Linked DNA regions of Mus musculus: region 1 is linked to region 2. Evidence: chromatin loops called from intact Hi-C (ENCODE). Cell type or tissue: left cerebral cortex. All regions are shown on one strand. Each heading gives the region's core, and the rest is flanking DNA. Links, peaks and the distances in the headings are about the cores only. Region 1 has its middle 70 kb from the start of 1700042G15Rik. Region 2 has its middle 7.8 kb from the start of Pakap.

What was found. Peaks named below come from ENCODE experiments on the same cell type or tissue, not always from the same donor. Only the 100,000 strongest peaks of a DNase experiment are listed, where the experiment ranks them.
Region 1: it touches region 2 in a loop (7-fold over the local background); 2 of 42 quality-filtered maps call a loop at or near these places.

What each region holds. Positions count from the first base shown.
Region 1 is chr4:57,429,416-57,439,016 of GRCm38, reverse strand. It overlaps a transcript of Pakap not described here. Among named protein-coding and RNA genes, the nearest start is that of 1700042G15Rik, 70 kb to the right of the region's middle. In left cerebral cortex, for the core only: no CTCF peak of the experiment used is centred there; DNase peaks (open chromatin) are centred at 3,885, 4,429, 4,609, 4,962 and 1 more place; H3K4me3 peaks cover 2,130 bases; H3K27ac peaks cover 1,898 bases.
Region 2 is chr4:57,555,233-57,564,833 of GRCm38, reverse strand. It overlaps a transcript of Pakap not described here. Among named protein-coding and RNA genes, the nearest start is that of Pakap, 7.8 kb to the left of the region's middle. In left cerebral cortex, for the core only: no CTCF peak of the experiment used is centred there; DNase peaks (open chromatin) are centred at 3,546, 6,178 and 7,529; H3K27ac peaks cover 239 bases.

The DNA.
Region 1 (9,601 bases), core at 901-8,900, 130 kb after region 2:
CAAATCTGGGGATGCCCATTTGTGATTACAGAACTCAAGAGGTGGGAACAGGAGAATTGTGGGTTCAAGGCCAGGCATGTTGGACAGTGAGTTCTCAGTCAGCCTAGACAAAAGAGTGTCTCATTCTCTCCTTCCACGATGCCTCTCCAGAGTTGATTTATGATCTCCTCGGAGTGCTTTAAGCTTGCCTCTCAGGCCTGTACCTGGGTGAATGGGGAGTGTCAGTAGGACCCAAGGCTGCCATCGGCATCACCACAGCCTTGGTGTTGGCAGGGGTGGCAACAGTTTGAAGAATTCCCACGTTATATTTCTTCATGCTTCTCTGATCCCACGCTGTTTTGTAGACTGCTCCAGAGAAGTGTGAGGCAAAGCTTCAAGAGCGGCATCAAATTAGTAAGCATGAATACTGCAGAGCGCTCTCCCAGCCACATCCAGCTCACACTCAAGCCACGGAGAACCACAACCAGGGAACTGCCACCCCTGACACGTAACACACTGCACCCAAGTGCTGGCACTGCACAGACCCCGCCATCTCTGTCTCTGGCTTACAGTAGTGGAGCTTCTGGAATCTAAATACCCAGGGAAGAATATTACAGTCAGGAAAAATTTAAACTCAGTGATTGGGTGCCCTCTTTGCTTAGGTTCTATGGAGCTTTTTCTTATCTAAATTAAGAAGCTATTATTTGGCCAAAACCAATAACACTCATGAATAAATGAGTAGGTCCTTCTGCTCCCATATAGTTTAATTTAGTTGACAACCTTAGCTTATTGAAGACTATCAAATAAATTGATTGTCCCCTTCGCTGGGGAAGACACTTATAGCTCCCAGGTAGTTGGTTGGTTGTGACTGTTTCTAAGTCACCTGTTTTAAATACCTCAAGAAGAAAAAAGGTTTAGGGGTTTTATGTCATTTCTAGAATTGACGTTTTATCGTTGTCTTCAGCAACCCTGGGAAACACTCAGGATGAAATCTGAAACCTCATGAAGCATCTAATGCTTACTTTTTCCCTGAAGGGTTGGGTGTGAAATGCCCCCTACAGGCTCATGTGTTTGGACACGTGATGACCAGGTGGTGATGCTGTGTTATGGAAAGGTTATGGAACTTTTAGGAGGAGCCTAGGTGGGGCAGGCTTTGAGCAGGGCAGCCTGGCCCAACCTGCTATTCTCATTCCTCTGCTGGGCAGCAGATACAATGTGACAGGTTGCCTTCATGCCTTCGTTGCCATGATAGAAGATATCCACTGCCGAAACTATACCCCAACCTACATCCTTTATCACCTAAGTCATTTTGGACAGAATATTTTTATCACAGTAGAAGAGAAACCATCAACTGAGTGCATGCGTGTGTGCACACACGTGCACACATACACCATACAAACCCTTACATAACCCACACTCACACACACTCATACACACGGATGTCAACACGTGCTCACACCACTCACACACACTTACATAAACACACACTCACACGATTCTTCAGCCTTATCCCTGGACCATCTTCTGCTCATTCTTTAAAGCTCCAGACACACCACCCTTCCTTCAGTTCTTCCAACATAGCCAGATAACTCCTGCCTCAGGGCCTTAGCACATGCTGCTTTCATGGCTCTCTCTTCCCTCCACGCCTCACTCAGCCAACTCTACTCCTCCTTTAGCTCTCGAGTTAAATATCCATTTCTCAAGGCAGCTTGGTAGCTTCCCTGGCTAGCCCATCCAACCCCCACGCTCTTCCCATCAGTTCCTCTGCATCCTTTTTTTTCTCACAGCATGTGTTAAACCTTGCATCATATAGCCCCTCTGCTTACTGGTCTCGCATCCACCCTTTCATGACTTTGAACTTTATGCCATGAGAATCATGACTGTTTTATCGTCCATTGATAATCTCAACAAATACCCTTGATGAAATGAAGAAGCTAATCCAGATGTGTTCCTTCTTCACATTGATTTTTCACAAATCTAAGCTGGTCACAGTAAGTGAAGGGGACTGGGACTGTCTGACTCATATCAGAGCAGCCTGGCTGCCTGGGATGAGCTGAGGGATGAGACTGGCACCGCCCAAGTGCCAGGCTTGATGTTTGAGAAAATTTGTTAGACCCAGAAAAATGTAGTATCGTGCAGGAAAGAAAGGAATGGAACGCTACTCACGTTCAGGAAGTGAGGAGAGTATGGTAGACAGACAGCTGGAAATTAGTTAGGTTTGAGGGAAGGTAAGAAGGACTTCCAAATGTCATGTGGGGTGAAAAAGCCAAGGTCAGGCTGACCAGGGTCTATAGAGAGAGGAAGGTATGAAGGAGGCACACCTGGTACCAACCATAGCTAAGACCAGGAGAAAAGAGTGGGGAGTCCTGCAGAGTCTGAGCCACAGTTATAGAGACCAGATGCTAGTCTAGGATAGACGCATTATCATAGACACTGTTCCTCACCCACACAACAAAAACAGGCTGCCATGGACCCAACACTATGAGACAACTGGGCCAGCATTCAATCCCTGGTAAAGAGCCGTATCCATAGTGAAGAATGTGACCAATGGGGAAGAAGCATTCCAGAGGCCAAGCTGCCCAGTTTCTGTACTGAATAGCAGGAGCTTGCCCCAATACTCACTTCTACAATGTCGTCATGGGAACTGCAGTAGGCAGCTGCCCTTAGGACATTGTGTTTCTCTATAAACTATCTGTGGTCTGCAGAGCTAACATAGCAGGTAAAGGCATGTGCTGCCGAGCCTAATGACCCAGGATCCACACAGCAGAGGGAGAGAACCAACTCTCACAGGCTGCCCTCTGACCTCCATGCCTATGTGTTATGGAACACACAACACACAAACACACACACACACAATAAATAAATAAATATTTTAAATTATGGAAATTGTTTAAAAACTGGCTTTCTGCCAACCTGAGACCCTGAAAACTGCCAACAGAGAAATCTGGAGACTACAGCAATAATAATAAACAATAGATACTACTTACAGACACTAAGTGAGACTTACTAAGCATGCTTTGTCCTGGGTCTGTTCTAAGATGTGTATATATGTATTAGCACATGTGTGCATATATGTATATGTATAAAAATTGATTAATATTTACTAAACAAACAAAAAAAACCCTGCACAAAACAGCTGCTCTTATTATTTCGTTTTCCAGGTGGGAAAGTGAAACCTGAGAGACTGCCATTATTCAGCAATGTGTCAAAGGACTCAGTCCCAGACAACGCGACTCTGGAGGCCCGCTCTTAACCTCTAACTCCTCTATTTGTCCTCATGATTTACAAAGCCCTTCAAAGGAGAGGCAAACAGTATCCAGTCCCCTCAGTAACACTAACTAATAAGGAATATCTTTCCTGTTGTGCAGTTGGGGAAACTGAGGCTTATGGCCATTAAAACACTGGTGAAGGAAATCAACAAATGCTGTTGCCGGCCAAGCACTATTTTCTACAAGCCCAGCTCACTCCTAACTTCCCACACCACCTCTCATTCCTCCTTCCTGCAGGTTGAGGATTAGATTGCATCTATACATACAACTGGCTATGCAGAAAATAAAAGCTGAATCTCGAGTTTGGGGGTCTGGCATGGAGACCCTGGTATCTTAAAACATGACATTATTTCCAACCTGAAATATTATTTCATATGGCCTCGGAGTCAGTGAGTATCCGTGGGAAGAGAGGGAGTAACTGACCATGTGAGCAAAGATGTAATTGCTGGCTTTCCTGGAGAGGCAGGCTAACGCCTGTCACACGAACCTTACTGCAGTATCAGCTTAGGAGCATGACCAGGAACTGGGAGATGCAAAGACAGAGAACCGAGCACCCTAAGTCGGGGTCCACACCGGGAGCCCTCATTGTATCTTTCTGGTTACCGCCTCTCTTGTCTCCATGCCATCTTTTCCCCACCCTCTCAAGCAAGCAATGCGGGCGATGCCCAACGTTGACATTGAACCTCAGACTGCCGCTAGGACATTTCTGTCTCATTTCTCCGATTGCCCCAAGAGCAAATCAATTATTGTGGGTCCGCTGGTGGCTTCTAGTAGCCAGTTCTGGCTCATATCTCCCACAACTCATCATCCTTGCTTACACCACATCTGCTTCGAATCCGCAGTGACACCCCCTACACATACACACACCTCTTAACTGCAGTCCAATAATGCTGACATGGTCAGAATCGGAAGTAATGGCTATTGAGGCCAACTCCCCCAAGAAAGGCAAGGTCGGGGCAAAAACCCAGAGGAGCTCAGAACAGATCTGGCTCCTTAGAAACCTGACCCACCATGTACCCCAAGGCAGTGGCACAAATCCCCGCGGCTCAGGACTGCCCGATACCCGCTTCGCAGAGGCTGCTATAGAAACATCGAGACGAACACACTGGACTGAAATTAAACACCCAGGCTGGACCGAGTTGAGCGGGGATCGGTCACCATGGCAACATGCCCAGAGAGGCAGCGAGCGACGCACGGCGCGGGGATACTCACTCCATCGCGGGGCTCCGGGCAGCCCGGCGCGCTGCTGCGGGGCTCCGGGCGCTGCTGGCCTCTGCCAGGGCCGGGGCACTCTGGCCGCGCGCTAGGTGGAGCAGCCAAGCCGTCCCCGTCCCCGCCCGCTTCCCTCCTCCCCTGGAGCACTGGCAAGAAAACGCTCAGGCTCTCGCAGCTCCCAGCCTGCGAATAAAACGGGAAGCAATTGGATAACGTTATTCGCTGGGCGCTAGACCGAGCCTCTTAAGGGGATCCTAAAGGGAGCGTGCCACCAGCTGTACGACCGGGGAGGCGGCCACCTCGCACCCTAGTCCCCCGGGCGCCTGAGGCTCCAGGTGCGCCCGCGACTCCCCTGGGACCCACGGCGGCGCCGGGCGGAGCTCCGGAAGAAGCGTGGGAGGGGGTGAGGGGCGGTGGCGACGGGTGGCACAGTCTAAGGTCGGTAGGGAAACGATGGAGTCTTCGGCAAGGTGGCAGCTGTCGCCACCTAGAAGTTGCAGGAGGCTTCTGGCCTCTGCGAAATAGCAAGCCTTGCCACCAGTGGGGCTTGTCTGAGACTGTGAAACGCCATTGTGCCAGCGCAGCCGGTATCTGCGGGAGGTACCAGAGAAACTCCAGCGGCGCTGCGGCAAGTTCATGCGGTGTTTCCACTCGGGCGACCCCACGCCCTTTCTCAGTGACACTCCATATTCTCCAATCTCCTGACTGCCAGGAAGATATTCTTCAGATGTCCCTCCCTGGTCTGTTTTCTTGAACGACGTCTGTTTTCTTGTTAGATTGGATATGATTCTCCAAGTTACCTCAGCCCCACCCTGTGGTAATAAGCTTCACACCCTTGTCACTCCCAGGCATGATTCTCTGCCCACGACAACTCGAAGAGGTATCTACTAACAGGTCCCTCACCCACTGCAATGATCAGTGAGTGGAGCAAGCTTCAGTGTCTCCACGTATTGCCTGGTCCGTCTACTAGGAGGGCTGTTGGGTGCAATCTAGGCAAAGCCATCAATCCCTGCAGTAGCTGAGCTCCAGGCTAAAAGAGAAAGACAATGCATGGAGGAGGGGAGACACCCCCCCCCCTCGCATGGCTGAAAATGTTATAAATAAATAAATAAGGTCAGAGAAATGGCTCAGTGGGTAAAGGTGCTTGCCATGTAAGCCTGAAGACCTGAGTTCTATCAAGGTGGAAGGGAAAGAAGCAATTCCATAAAATTGTCCTCTGACTTCCACATGTCCTGTCGCACCCATCCACCCACAAATACATACTCAAAACATGCACGCGCGCACACACACACACACACAAATGTTTGTTTCTTTGCTTGTTTCTCGAGACAGGGTTTCTCTGTGTAACAGCCCTGGTTGTCCTGGAACTCTCTTTGTAGACCAGGATGGCCTTGAACTCACAGAGATCCACCTACCTCTGCCGGGATCCCCAGTGCTGAGATTAAAAGCGCACCTTTAATTAAAGCCACCACCCATGCATGACTTGTTCCATTATAATTCTTTATCAGAATATGCAGTGTCTGATGATCTTAAATTTACTTGTGATGTTTGCAGAACTCTATGAATAACCCAAAATTTACTGGGGTTTTTTTGTGATTTTCTTGGTAATTTACTTGCATCTTTTAGTGATATGCACCCCCTGTAATCCCAACGCTGATTGGGTAGGCAGAGGAGGAGGAAGAACACATTTTCAATGTACAAAGTAAAGTTAAGACTTTCTCAAAGATAAACAATCAAAGCAAAGTTGAGTGCTCTACTTAGCCAGAGGCTTGAAGAAAGGATTTTCTACCTGACTGGAAAGGAGAGTGGATACAGATGGGCACTCAGCAGGAGCCAGCATCAGGTGAGGACTTCAGGCTGGAAAGGGCCCCACCCATTATCAAGATAAAGAAAACAGAGTAATTGCAATAGAGACTCCTGCCTTCCCTCTCTAGGGAGTGAGCTGGAAAGTCAGGACCAGTGGGTGTTCGTGGAGCTGTCTGTCCACATATGCTCCTGTCTCCTCAGAGCTCTTGGAGACAGGTAGGAAATCATCAAAGCCTTTAGCACTCATGCCTCTCCCGCTGCCATCCTCCCTGGATCCTTCCAGGGAGGTTTTCATACTCACCAGCTGGACCAGAAGCTCACAGATTGGTGTGACTGGTTGGCCAGAGACCAGTAAAAATCTGCCTGTCTCTTCTTTCCCAGCACTGGGATTACAAATCAGTGCCGCCATGGTACAGTTGTACCATGCTTGGTCTTCTTGTGGGACTCCTAACCGTGGGAGGAAAGGGGCTGTCTCTGACTCTGTTCCCTGTTTTGGGGACTCTTTTCCCCTTGCTAGCCCCATCCAGCCTTAATAGGAGAGGAGGTGCCTAGTCTTATTGCAACTTGATATGCCACAGCTGATGGATACTCATGGGAGGCTTGCCCTTGTCTAAGGAGAAGAAGAGGAGTGGATGGGGGAGGGGAGACGAGGGAGAGGACAGAAGAGGGGAGGGCAGAAGAGAGGAGGGCAGGGAGGGACTACCAGGAGAGGAGGAAGGTAAAACTGTGGTTGGAATGTAAAATAGATAAATAGATAAGATAGATAGATAGATAGATAGATAGATAGATAGATAGATAGATAGATAGATAGATGGATGGATGGATGGATGGATGGATGGATGGATGGATGGATGGATGGATAGATAGATAGATAGATAGATAGATAGATAGATAGATAGATAGATAGATAGATAGATAGATAGACAGATAGATTTTTAAAAGAAAGAATGAATGAAAAAAGAAGGAAAGAAAAGAAGTCATTGCTACTTGGTCAGCTTTCTTTACATGGATGCTGGAGAACGCACTTACACTTTACCAACTGAGCCATCTTCTCTGGCCCTGACCTACGCTTAAAAAGTCAGAGATCCTCAGTCCTGGGCTAACTTACCAAGTGTCTTCAAAAAGCTAGAAGACCCTGGATTCTACAAAATTCTGTTCCAAGGGGCTTCCTTACTGAAATCATTTCTTTTCAGCCTTACCAGTTCCAGTCTTCCTGTCTATGCTTCAGTCCTCACATAGGGAGAAGGAGCAAAGAAAAGCCAAGGACCTGTGGTGCCAGTCAGCTCTCAGGAAGGTTCTCAGGCTCCTCCTCCACTCAAGTCTTTGTCCACAGTGTAGTCATATGGTGTCCCAAGTAAGTTTCCAGAGAGACTGGACAAAGCAGACGTCATTCAGCACAGCCAGGAATACAGCCCAAGTTATGTGCTTGTACTCCCACGAACAGAGAAAAATGAATACTGAAAGGCAGCCATGGATCAAAGCTTGGCCCATGCCATGTCACAAGCTTTAGCATTCAGGCTTCTGGGTCCCCAGGCCCATGGCCATAGTTCATCATAAGGTTCATGCGATGATTTGTATATGCTCGGCCCAGGGAGTGGTGCTATTAGAAAGTGTAGCCCTGTTGGAGTAGTTGTGGCCTTGTTGAAGTAGGTGTGTTACTGTGGGTGTGGGCTTAAAACCCTCGCCCTAGCTGCCTAGAAGCCAGTCTTCTAGCAGCCTTCAGATGAAAATGTAGAATTCTCAGCTCCTCCAGCACCATGCCTGCCTGGATGCTGCCATACTCTCACCTTGATGATAATGGACTGAACCTCTGAACCTGTAAGCCAGCCCCCAATTAAATGCTGTTCTTATAAGAGTTGCCTTCATCATGGTGCCTGTTCAGAGCAGTAAAACCCTAAGACAGTCTCCCATGGCATATTCAGTGCAAACATCTCGGTCTTCTAGCGTGGGTTCTAAGGAGTGCTTGACGGTTTGGTCACTCAGTTCTTTCCCCTTTCTTCCTCTTCTTGTTTCTTGAAGTCAGTTTTACGGAGTGTAACTTACAGATAACAAAATTGGTCCTTGGAGTGAGTATACAGATCCCTTCACCTCCCCGCCCAAGCACAACTGCATATGTTTCTTTAAAAAAAAAAAAATCAAAAGCTTGCCGGCTATGCCGCCATTGTACTCATGGATATGGAACCATCCTCTGGGGCACAAGGTTCTTAAGTAATTCACGAGAACTGTAATTCCTTTTGGGGGTCAGGTTGCTTATATCAGCAATTTGCTGACTCCTGAGGGCTGCCCACTATCTGTGGACCCTAGACTCTTGCACCTTCTGGGGAGGATGGCGGCTGCTTACCTTTGTGTTGTTTTATTCGTATCGCCTTCTGTAGATGAAGAGACAGTAGTTTGGAGTATTAAATGCCTGGCCCTGTCTGGTGTTAGCAAGCGTAAAAACTATCACCAGACCTAACATCTTTAACCTGGTGGTCTAGAAAAAAAGGAGCCATCTGAGGGAAGTAACATAGTGGTAGTTTTCTGAAATTGTATTGCATAAGCTTTTGAATAAGAATACTAACATTGAGAACCATGTGGGATTCTGGGAGCTGCCTGGAATTCTGGGTAGCATTATGGCTTGGGAGGATGAGGAAGGGTGAGGTCCATTGCTCCGAAAAGGATTTTAGTGTTCCCTGATTCAAAGTGAACAAACGGGACATGTGACTAGCAATAGCCTCGGGCTTGCTTGGTTCGTGTTTTCCAGGTTACTAGGAATAGAAGCATGTAATTAGAAGGGGCTGGAGAGAAACAGAAAAAGTGTTACTTCAATAGCTCCAACTGGGGAGAAAAGTGTGACAATGGCCCGAAACAACACAACAACATCAGCTTGGGGGAGCTGGGCAGAGGTACACACATCAGGGCAGTGGTGTTTGGCACCTGCAGTTAGGAGTAGACAATTTTCCAGCTTTCCCCTTGCTCATTGTTCTTCATTTTGTTGAAAATGTGCTCGATGCGTATTTAACATCTTTTTTTTCCTGTAGCTATACAGATGGTTGTGAGCCTTCATGTGGTTGTTGGGAATTGAATTTTTAGGACCTCTGCTGTCTCCAGTCGGCCCTGCTCACTCAGGCCCAAAGATTTATTTATTATTATACATAAGTACATTATAGCTGACTTCAGACACACCAGAAGAGGGTATCAGATCTCATTACAGGTGGTTGTGAGCCACCATGTGGTTGCTGGGATTTGAACTCAGGACCTTTAGAAGAGCAGTCGGTGCTCTTACCCACTGAGCCATCTCACCAGCCTGCGTGTCTGGCATCCTCTCCCTCATTAGTGGTGGATAAGTGAAG
Region 2 (9,601 bases), core at 474-8,473:
TAAGTGATGGTGTGACATTACAGAGGTTTGACAGTCCAGTGCCATAGCTATATTAGCTACTATTTTTCTTCCAAAAATTTAATATTTGGTATTATACATTATAGTGGTGCATAATCTGTGTCACAAATCAGTAGCTCTTGTGGGGATATTAACTTGTGCTGCACAGCACGATCCAGGTGGTAGGATGGTTTCTTTGATAGATGTGGCACGGTAAAGCATCACACAGACTGAATACAGAATGTTAGATATGCAAAATAAATGTTTTGCTGCTGATAGAAGTTTCAGGAGTCTATTTTAGGACAGGAGTCTTTTGGGGACTGCAAATGAGCACAGACTATTTTCCCTGTGGGGAAAACAGGAGCTTGGTAAGCCAAGAGAGAAATGACTTTCCAAAGCCCATCCTTTCAGAAAAAGTCAATGTCCTTTGAGGAGTAGCTAGGAGTGTTGAAATTTATTAGCAACTTGAAGGATTCCTTACACGAAGGTGATTCAAAGGGCACACCAGCATCTCCTGAAACATTTGCCTTGACTCTCTTCTGAATGAGCTCATTTAAGAATATATATGGTCATTGAAAGCATATGTAATATGTAGGATGAAGATATGGAAGGGGAAGGGAATATGAGAGCAGAAAGGATAACGGGGTGTGTGCACAATGAAAGTGCACTATACAAACACAAAGACATGTCATCATCACGCCTCTTCATATAATTAGCATATATTACTTTTTAAAGTACACAATGGCCACACAGCATCCAAAGGAGGTAAACCGCCCTTGGTACCCATTGGCGCCTATGGTTACCAGCACGTTGATGGGCCTTCAAGTATGTGCTGGTTTTTCTCTGTGAATTCAAATGATAGAAACACGTAGGAAGTCCCCGCAGAGCAAGAAGACAGAGTAAGGTTAAAGTACAGAATGCCAGAGTGTGAGAGGAAGTCGGCTGGAGCTACTTAGGTACAACTAGAGACCAAGGTCTCTGCGCAGCAAACAGGGTGGCATAAAGACAGTAAGCAGGAATTAGTGTTGGATGTTTAAGAATCATTCACATGTACTTTAAACGCCAATGTATTTGCAGACAATACTAAACTATTTGTAAGTTGGCTCAGAATAGTCTTGTTAATAAAAGCTTTGGAAAGTGGAATTTGGAAGTAGGAGGTGGGCATGACACATAATAGACATGAGTTGTAAAGACAAGTTGGAACCCTGGGCATCTCATAAGGATGCAGTGAGGATGAGAATAACAGATGTCAAGGACTTGTATGGACCACTGCTGGTGCTCCAGATGTGGTGGGTCGTAAGGACTCAGCGTAATTATTGCTATAGTCAAAGGCCCAGAGATCAGATTGATTCAATGACTTGGTTTTATCCCAAACATCATTTTAATGCATTTTTAAATTAAAAGATTCTTTTTTATTTCATTTTATGTATATGAGATTTTGTATGCATGCATGCCCATGTGCCACAGGAGTGTGTGTATCTTCAGAAACTAGAAAAAGACATCAGAATCTCTGAAACTGAATGGTAGTGAGTTATCACATGAGTGTTGAGAACCAAATGCAGGTCCTCAGAAAAAGTTGAAAGTGCTCTTAACCAATAAGCCATCTTTCCAGCTCCAGAAATTTCTTTACGGGGTTCTCCTTCTAATGACTAATATATGCCTATCATATCATCATCTTTGGGGATCAGTTAATTTAATAAATCTATATAAGAAGATACTTTAATTTTTTTTCCTGCCTCCACCTTCTGAATGTGGATACAAGTGTGTGGTACTGTCCCTCTTTTTACATGGTGCTGATGACTGATCCCAGGGTTTAAGCATATTAAGCGAGCATCCTTCTAACTGAGTTACATCACCAGCCCTGGAAAAGAGTTCTTAAGTGGTGATAGACTAAGTCCTAGGAGAAAATAATCATTTCTAGCTATTTGGGAAAAGGGCCCAACTCTATGCCGTAAAAGTGCTCATCCGTAGTGCTGATTCCAGGTTTAAGGGTGAATTAGTTACAAACTAGAAAGATCTCTGGAAAGGTCAGGTCTGCCCTAGCCTGGTGATCTGATGCCACTAGACACAGTTGGGTCACTGGCTTCACAGAGAGCTTAGAAGCCAGTCCAGTTGGTCCTAGCACAATGCCCATGATGTGCCCTGTCAGCATGGAATCCCTTTTTGTAGCTTGGTCATTGACACTTTCATTATCATCCATGATTCCATAATGCCCCATGCATTCTACAAGTCAGCACTGCTGACCAGGGGAGAGATTTCCTGCAGGCTTGGCAGTGGGGAGATGGTGGCCTGCCACTGCAGTTCTGTCTGATCCAATGGCTGGGAAACCAAGAGTGAAGCTGGGAATAGCCTAAGCTCTGCACCCACCACCACCAGAGCCTGTCTCCTCTTGGTGCCCATTTCATTCAGAGGAGTCAATCAGACAGTCTCCAAAGTCACTCCTAACTGATGCATAACCACAGCCTCCTGGACAAGTTATCTTTCCCTAGAGCAGTCTGGAGTAGAAAGACATGAGGCAGACCCTCATGCTAACTGCCACTGAGTATGACCACATACCAGCCACTTCCCTGATCTAGACATCAGGGATGGGTTCTTCATTTGTAGACTGGGAATAGGGCTAGCCTGTTCCCTACCTGCTTCTTGCTAGCACTGTAGGATAAAGGACTAGAATGAAAGATTAAGATTTCAAAGTCAGTGGCCTAGTTAGCTTTCTATGCTGTGATAAAATATCATGACCCAAAGGAGCTTGGGGGACAAAGGGGTTTATTTCATCACAAACTTCCAGGTCATGGCTCATCATGAAGGGAAGTTGGGGCAGGAACTCAAGCAGGGCAGTACTGGAGACAGGAATGGAGGGAAAGATTGTGGGTAAATGCTGGTTACTGGCTGGGCTCCCATAGCTTGCTCTTCTTGCTTTCTTATACTACCCAGGGCCTTTTACCCAGGTGTGGGTCTGCCTCCATCTGACTGGACCCTCCCTTATCAATCATTAGCCCAAAAAGTGCCCCCCATAGACTTGCTTACAGGCAATCTGATGGAGGCATGTTTTATTTTCAGTTGAAGTTCCCTTTTCCCAAATGACTCTAGCTTGTGTTAAATTGAGAAAAGTGCTAACCAGCACAGTTAGTGACTTGGGGATATGACAACTACTGGGGGCATGTACATGCAATTGCCTAGGCTCGATCTGGTAGGATAAAAACCTATGCCTTTATATAAGACAAAACGGTGCTTTGAGCTCGGGATAGATCTCTGAGCTCTGAAGAACTGAACCAGGAAAGGGAAATTATCATGGGTACCTGGGGCTTTCTTTGACTCCTAGATGACCCCTAAGTCATAAGTAACTAAAGACAAATAGCCCTACCTCCTGGTCTCCACATTCAGTTAGCTTAAGGGAAGGCAGAAAAGGCTATAGTGGCTTGAGGATGCGATTGGAGAAACAGAAAGGCAGGGAAAGAAACAGAAAATCTTGACTGTTTTGGGCCCGTTGTGTGTGTGCCAAGCCTATATTTGAATGCTATTTGGCATGCGCTTGCTCCCACGTGTTCTTCTTTCTGCATTCATTCAAGGGCTAAATTTATCCCACTAGAGGGAAGGCATACTTGAGGAGGTGGGGAGAAAAAGTTGTAGACACAAAGGCGGCTGCTTGTTGGGGAGCCAGAAGCACCAGGGAGCTCCCTGGAAAAAAGGCAGGGAGCCAGCACTCTGAGGGAACCTTCCCCACACCCTGAGCACAGGTCCCAAGCCAACCTGACAACGGAAGGCATCTGTGCTCATCCCTTCTACAAGAGGTATGAGAAGGAATCAGACTCCAGGTCTGGAGAAAGCAATTCCCAGACTCCCGTGAGTTCCCAAGTCTGACCCAGCCCTTCAGGAAATGGAGAGTCTGCAGCTCTCCAGGCCTCTACTGGGACAGCAGCATCTGCCCCCAAGGTTGCTGATGAAGAGCTGATCTCTCTCTCTCTCTCTCTCTCTCTCTCTCTCTCTCTCCCCCCCCCCCCGGAAGTACCACTGCAGTTGTTTGAGGAGCAGCTTGGTAGGATGGGTGCACAGAAGGACAATGCTGCATCCTGCTGTGAGGGTAGAATAGAAAGTTGTGCAGCCATTACTGGGTAGAAGATAGCTGAGCCATGTTGGAGCTGGGGAGCCTCCTGTGGTTGTTTTGTGATTTCCCTTCTTTGCATCCTGTTCCCCACTTTGCTCTCTTAATTCCTTACCCCTCACTCTCCCCAAAGCCATCTTCTGCTATAACATCTTTGCAAATGGGCAGGACAAGTTACTGCAACAGGTAGCTTTCCCTGTGACCAGAGTGCTCTCTGATGGGACGTCAGCCTTTCCCATAGAACAGGTAGCGGCTTTCTGTCTGAACTCTGCCTCCATATTTTGTGAGACATCCTACTCTTTGTTAAGATAAGTGAGGGCAGGGTCTCCAAGACTCCCCTTTGTTTTAACCTCAACTAAGCCACCAAAGCCTCTTGCCAGAGTTTCCCCCCATATTTGGTCTGCTGTACCCTCTCCTCCTCCCCAGAGAACTTGACACCTTCTTCATCTGTTTGTAGCACTCCAAATTTGGTGCTTTCTCATACCATGAGCTATGCCTGGAATGTAGCCTCCCCCTCCTTCTTCTAACTTCCCAAGTCTCCTCTTGTTAACTTCACAGAGTTCCCGAAATCCCGCCCACTCAGGGTATGTCTGTCTGTCCCGTGGGGAAGAAGTGGTTATCCTGCCTAATTCCTAACATAATATGCCACTGGCAAACTCATGGCTCCACTTCTCATTCCTTCTTAACTCCAAAAACCATAAAGTCACAGCTTTGAGGGAGATCTTGTCAGGATCTTGTCCACAAGCCACCGAGATGGTTGTTCGTAAGTAAGAAAGCTACTTAAGCTAGGAGGAGCCATAGATTAGTCAAACAGAGAGAGAGAGAGAGAGAGAGAGAGAGAGAGGAAGAAGAGAAGAGAAGAGAAGAGAAGAGAAGAGAAGAGAAGAGAAGAGAAGAGAAGAGAAGAGAAGAGAAGAGAAGAGAAAGAGAAAGAGAAGAGAAAGAAAGAGAAAGAGAGAGAGAAGTGTGTGTGGGTTTGCATGCCACAAAATGTATGTGGAGCTCAGAGGACAACTCAGCAGAAACAGTCTTGTCCTCTCATGTCACTGAGTTCTAGAACTAAATCTAGGCTGTAAGCCTTGCATGATCGAGAGTCAAGTGTCTACCCACTGAGTCATCTCACATGCCCCTCTCTCTCTCTCTCTCTCTCTCTCTCTCTCTCCCTCCCTCCCTCCTTCCCTCCCTCCCTCCTGCCTTTCTCTGTGTGTTTTCTCCTCTCTTTTGATTAAAAATTTTTCTTTTAACTCTCCATCTAAAAGAGTGCCTCTAAGCTTTAAGGCAGGAATGGGTAGGGTGGGAATCACGAGCTCCTTTTTCAGATGCAGGCAGCACTTCAAGCATAATTTCTAGAGTTTCAGGAACTCTTGGAGTCCTTTGAGTCCTTCTAGAAGACCCATAGACTTCTCATTTAAGAAGGTAACAAACAAAAATTTCTTCTCCAGAACTTAGAATATTAGAGGACAAGGATGGTGATGGTGTCACTAAGAACCTGGATGCTCGCCTTGGTCAATCATTCAGAACACGGAGAGCCACGCATTGTCTGTGCTCTAAGTGGATCCTTGCCCCCCCAGTGACAGCCTCTGGCAGAGAAAGACAAGATGGGGGGGGGGGCAGCAAATTCTCTCCCTAGGAAGGCTTCCACCTCCCAACCAAAGCCTCCTAATACCCAATGTCCACCCAGCCTTGGATCCTCCAGCCTTGAGTTCTCCACAGCTTCTCAAAGCAAGGAAAACTTCTCTCTCTCTTTCTCTTACCTCCTAAGATTAGCCTGGAACTGTTTTCTGTTTTAAGTGGAAACAGAAATAAAACAAAAATCGAGCTCATTTAAATAAACCCAGGGCGGCCTTGACACAGTAATCATATGGTTTGTCCATATCTCTCTCAAGCAGTGTTAGGTTCTGCTTCATTAAGCACCATTACAAAGAGCTTCCAACACTCAAGATCCCCTTTCCAAAGGCCTGCCCAGCTTTCTTCCCCCAAATGCTGTTGGGGAAAGCTCCAGTTGAGAACTTCCAGCCAAAATTCAAAGCTTGATTCAAAACCATTGGGCTCTCAAAACCTTGGGCTTCCAAGGAAAACAGTCTGTCACTGAATTAAAGGCGCTGTTAGCTTGGTTCAAGCCAAAACAAAGGCAGCATTAATAAGGGGACAGCAGCCTTCCAAGGTGGTGACCCAATGAGGCAAGCGACAATAGGTATCTGGTTTCAAAACCCCAGCCCTCACCAACCTCAGAGCAGCAGAGATTTCACACTTACCCCCTGAGCAAAGAAAAACCCAACACTTGATAGTCTCATTATTGACAAAACAAGCAGCAGCCCTGGCCTATAAAGCCAGTTATTGGATAAGAATGCGACCATGGGAGGAGCTGGACCGAGAAGGGCATACTCTCTTGTACTTTAAGGAGAGCCAAACTGGTGTTTTTATGAGTTATAATAAGACAGAGGGACAAATTGACTCAAATTAAAATCTGAGTTGGTAAATATTTTTTTTAAATGAAGTAAAAGTTTGAACTGAAGATCGGTTAAAATTTTTTTGCATTGAAGTAATTTTTTTTTCAATTTCATATGCACATGGCACTATGTCCCTGAGTCCACTGTAAGTGTTCAGCGAGTGTTAACTAATGTCACCTTCAGAATATCTCTAGGAATACAATGCTGTTTTTACTTATCCCCATTTTCTGAAAGAGGAGATTGAGGCACAGAGAAGCTGTGGTTGCCCAGCTTCTAAGAGGCATTTGTTATCATATCAGATGCTGCACTTGTCGGAAGGATATGCCTTTGTGAGACTAGATGTTGGAAGCATGTAGCTTCCTTCCTTTTGAAGTACTCCATCATTTCCCTGGAATAGATCTCAAACAGCAGTGAACTGAGTGAACTGAGTCAACCTCTTCCTTTGTTTCCCTCAGTCCTCTCTTCTTCCCCCATCTCTCCCTCCTCTCCACCATCCCTCTTCCCATCTTCGCATGCATATTGGGCCTGTTTGTTCATTCGTTCTTTCTGGGTGTATGCATGTATGTATGTATGTGTTTATAATATGTATTTAGATTTATTTACTTATTTCATGTATATGAGTACACTGTAGCTGTCTTCAGACATACCAGAAGCATGTATTGGATTCCATTACAGATGATTGTGAGCCACCATGTGATTGCTGAGAATTGAACTCAGGACCTCTGGAAGAGCAGTCAGTGCTCTTAACCACTGAGCCATCTCTCCAGCCCCTGGCCTATATGTATATGAGATATTATTATTTTTTGCACTTACACCCAGGGAAAGGAGGCAGTGGCCCAAAGCAGAGAGATATCACAATAATATGGTGACTATTATCTTCAAAGACTTTCTGAAGAAAACTATGCACAGGAAAGGGAGGGAGTGTAGTGGGTGCCAGTTTAGGTGTGGGAGGAAGACTTGGCTAGAAGGAGAATGAAGTCATGCAAACACAAAGTGGGGGCAGTGTTCAGGCTGAGGGACCAATGACTAGGCAGCCTTTGAGATGTGACTATGCTCTGGATATTGGGCAGGCAGCAAAGATATCATCATGGCAGAAAACGGCAAGAATGTGGGGCAGGAAGCCATTGGACGGCTGAGCCAAATCCAGACCTTCTGAGGGGTGGAACCCTGTAGGGAGTGAAGCTCTACCTGGCTGCCAGAAGGGAAGCAAGAATGAACAGGGGAATCTGACAAAGGCTCCAAAAGAGATCGTTGGAGCTGTGTGTCCCAGTGGTCAAAACAATGTCAGCCTGTGGAGCGTCTGTCATCTATAGCAAAAGGAACTCCTAGGAAGTGTGCGGCACTAGGGTGGAAAGGGCCAAATGTGTTCTGATAGAATTAGTGCCCAGAAGCTCCAGAAAAACCACACTTTTGCCTAAAGGAAGAAAGGCACTGCAGGGCATTAGAGCCCAAAGTCCCCAGGGGAGGATACAGGAGACATAGGAGAAAGAACAGGGACTCTAGGAGTTCAAGCAACAGCCTGAATTCGTAAAGAGAAGTGACTTTGAGATGTGACCGTGTAACCCTGGAAACAGTATCCTTTCTCTCAGGCTCATTCCCTTCTTTAGAAAAGGAAGGCAATAGTGTTTAACATGGTGTTTCAGAGGTTCTAGGATAACCACAATGACTGAAAGCAACCTGGAGAGGAAAGGGCTTACTTCAGCTCACAATGTAGTTCCAACCGTGAAGGGAAGGCTCAGCAGGAACCACAGCTGAGGCCAGAGAGAAATGTTTCTTCCTGGCTTGCTTCCCTGTTTGCTTTCTTATACCACCTGCTTAGGGGTGTCTCTGCCCCAGTGCTCTGACCCCTTCCTCACCAATAGTTAATCACGTGCATCACACTCTTGCCTACAGACCAATGCAATGGAGGTGTTGTCTTAACTGAGGCATCTCTTCCTAGATGACCCAAGCTTGTGTTAAGCTGACAAAATCTTAGCTAGCACACATGGATGGTAAGCCTGTGTTACAAGCCTATGCCTGCCGTGTCCCAGTGCCCTCATAAAAGCTTGGAAAGCTTGTTAGCAGCATGCTTACAGAAGGACCAGAGAGACTGCTCAGCAGGGCCAGAAGTGTGTGAGCTGCATAAATACTGTACACACACGCACACACACACATACACACCACTACCATCACTGAGAGAGAGAGGATGAGAGAGAATGAAGATAGATAGATAGATAGATAGATAGATAGATAGATAGATAGATAGATAACTGTAATTAAAAAAAAAAAGAGTGGCTCAGAGTATTGGTGCCAAAAACCTCTGGGTTCAATACCAGCACCGTATTTGTAGAACAGGTAACTTGCCTCTCTGTTCCCACTGCCATCCTCAGTAAATGGACAATAGTAGTAATTTCTGTCCCATGGGGTCCATGAGGTCTATGTTGTTTTTCATTTTTCTAGTAATGAGGAGAAAGGTGAGATTATGTACTGATTCAAAAAGAAAGAGAGAGAGAGAAAGAAAGAGAAAGATGAAGAGAAGAGAAGAGAAGAGAAGAGAAGAGAAGAGAAGAGAAGAGAAGAGAAGAGAGAGAAGAGAAGTTAATATTGACTCTAGCGCTGGGATTTTAACATTGTAAAGTGAAAACCCAAGACAGGATCTCATAGAAAGCGCTGGTCTCTGCCATCTGCTACTCAAATGAGCAACAGTGCTGGTCCTACCAGCTTTGCCTTAAGAGTCTTTTCATGATGTTTCTCATTGCACAACACACACACACACACACACACACACACACACACACACACACTATACCACAGCAGACAGCAGGCCCTGGAGAGGGCCTCTGCTCATGGTTTGAGCCTTGGGAAGGCTGCAGTGAAGAAATTATAGAGTTAGCAAGAAGATGTAGAGTCATCTCTGCCTGTTAACCTTTCCCTCCTCTCCTGCCTGGGTTGGCTGTGGGCCTCTGAGTTATTACACCTGTACTAAAACAAAAGCCAGGAACTTTGGCGTCTAACAGTGTTTGGAAAACACTCAAGTCATTTGTGCCAAATACAGAAACAACGCTACCATTCTCTC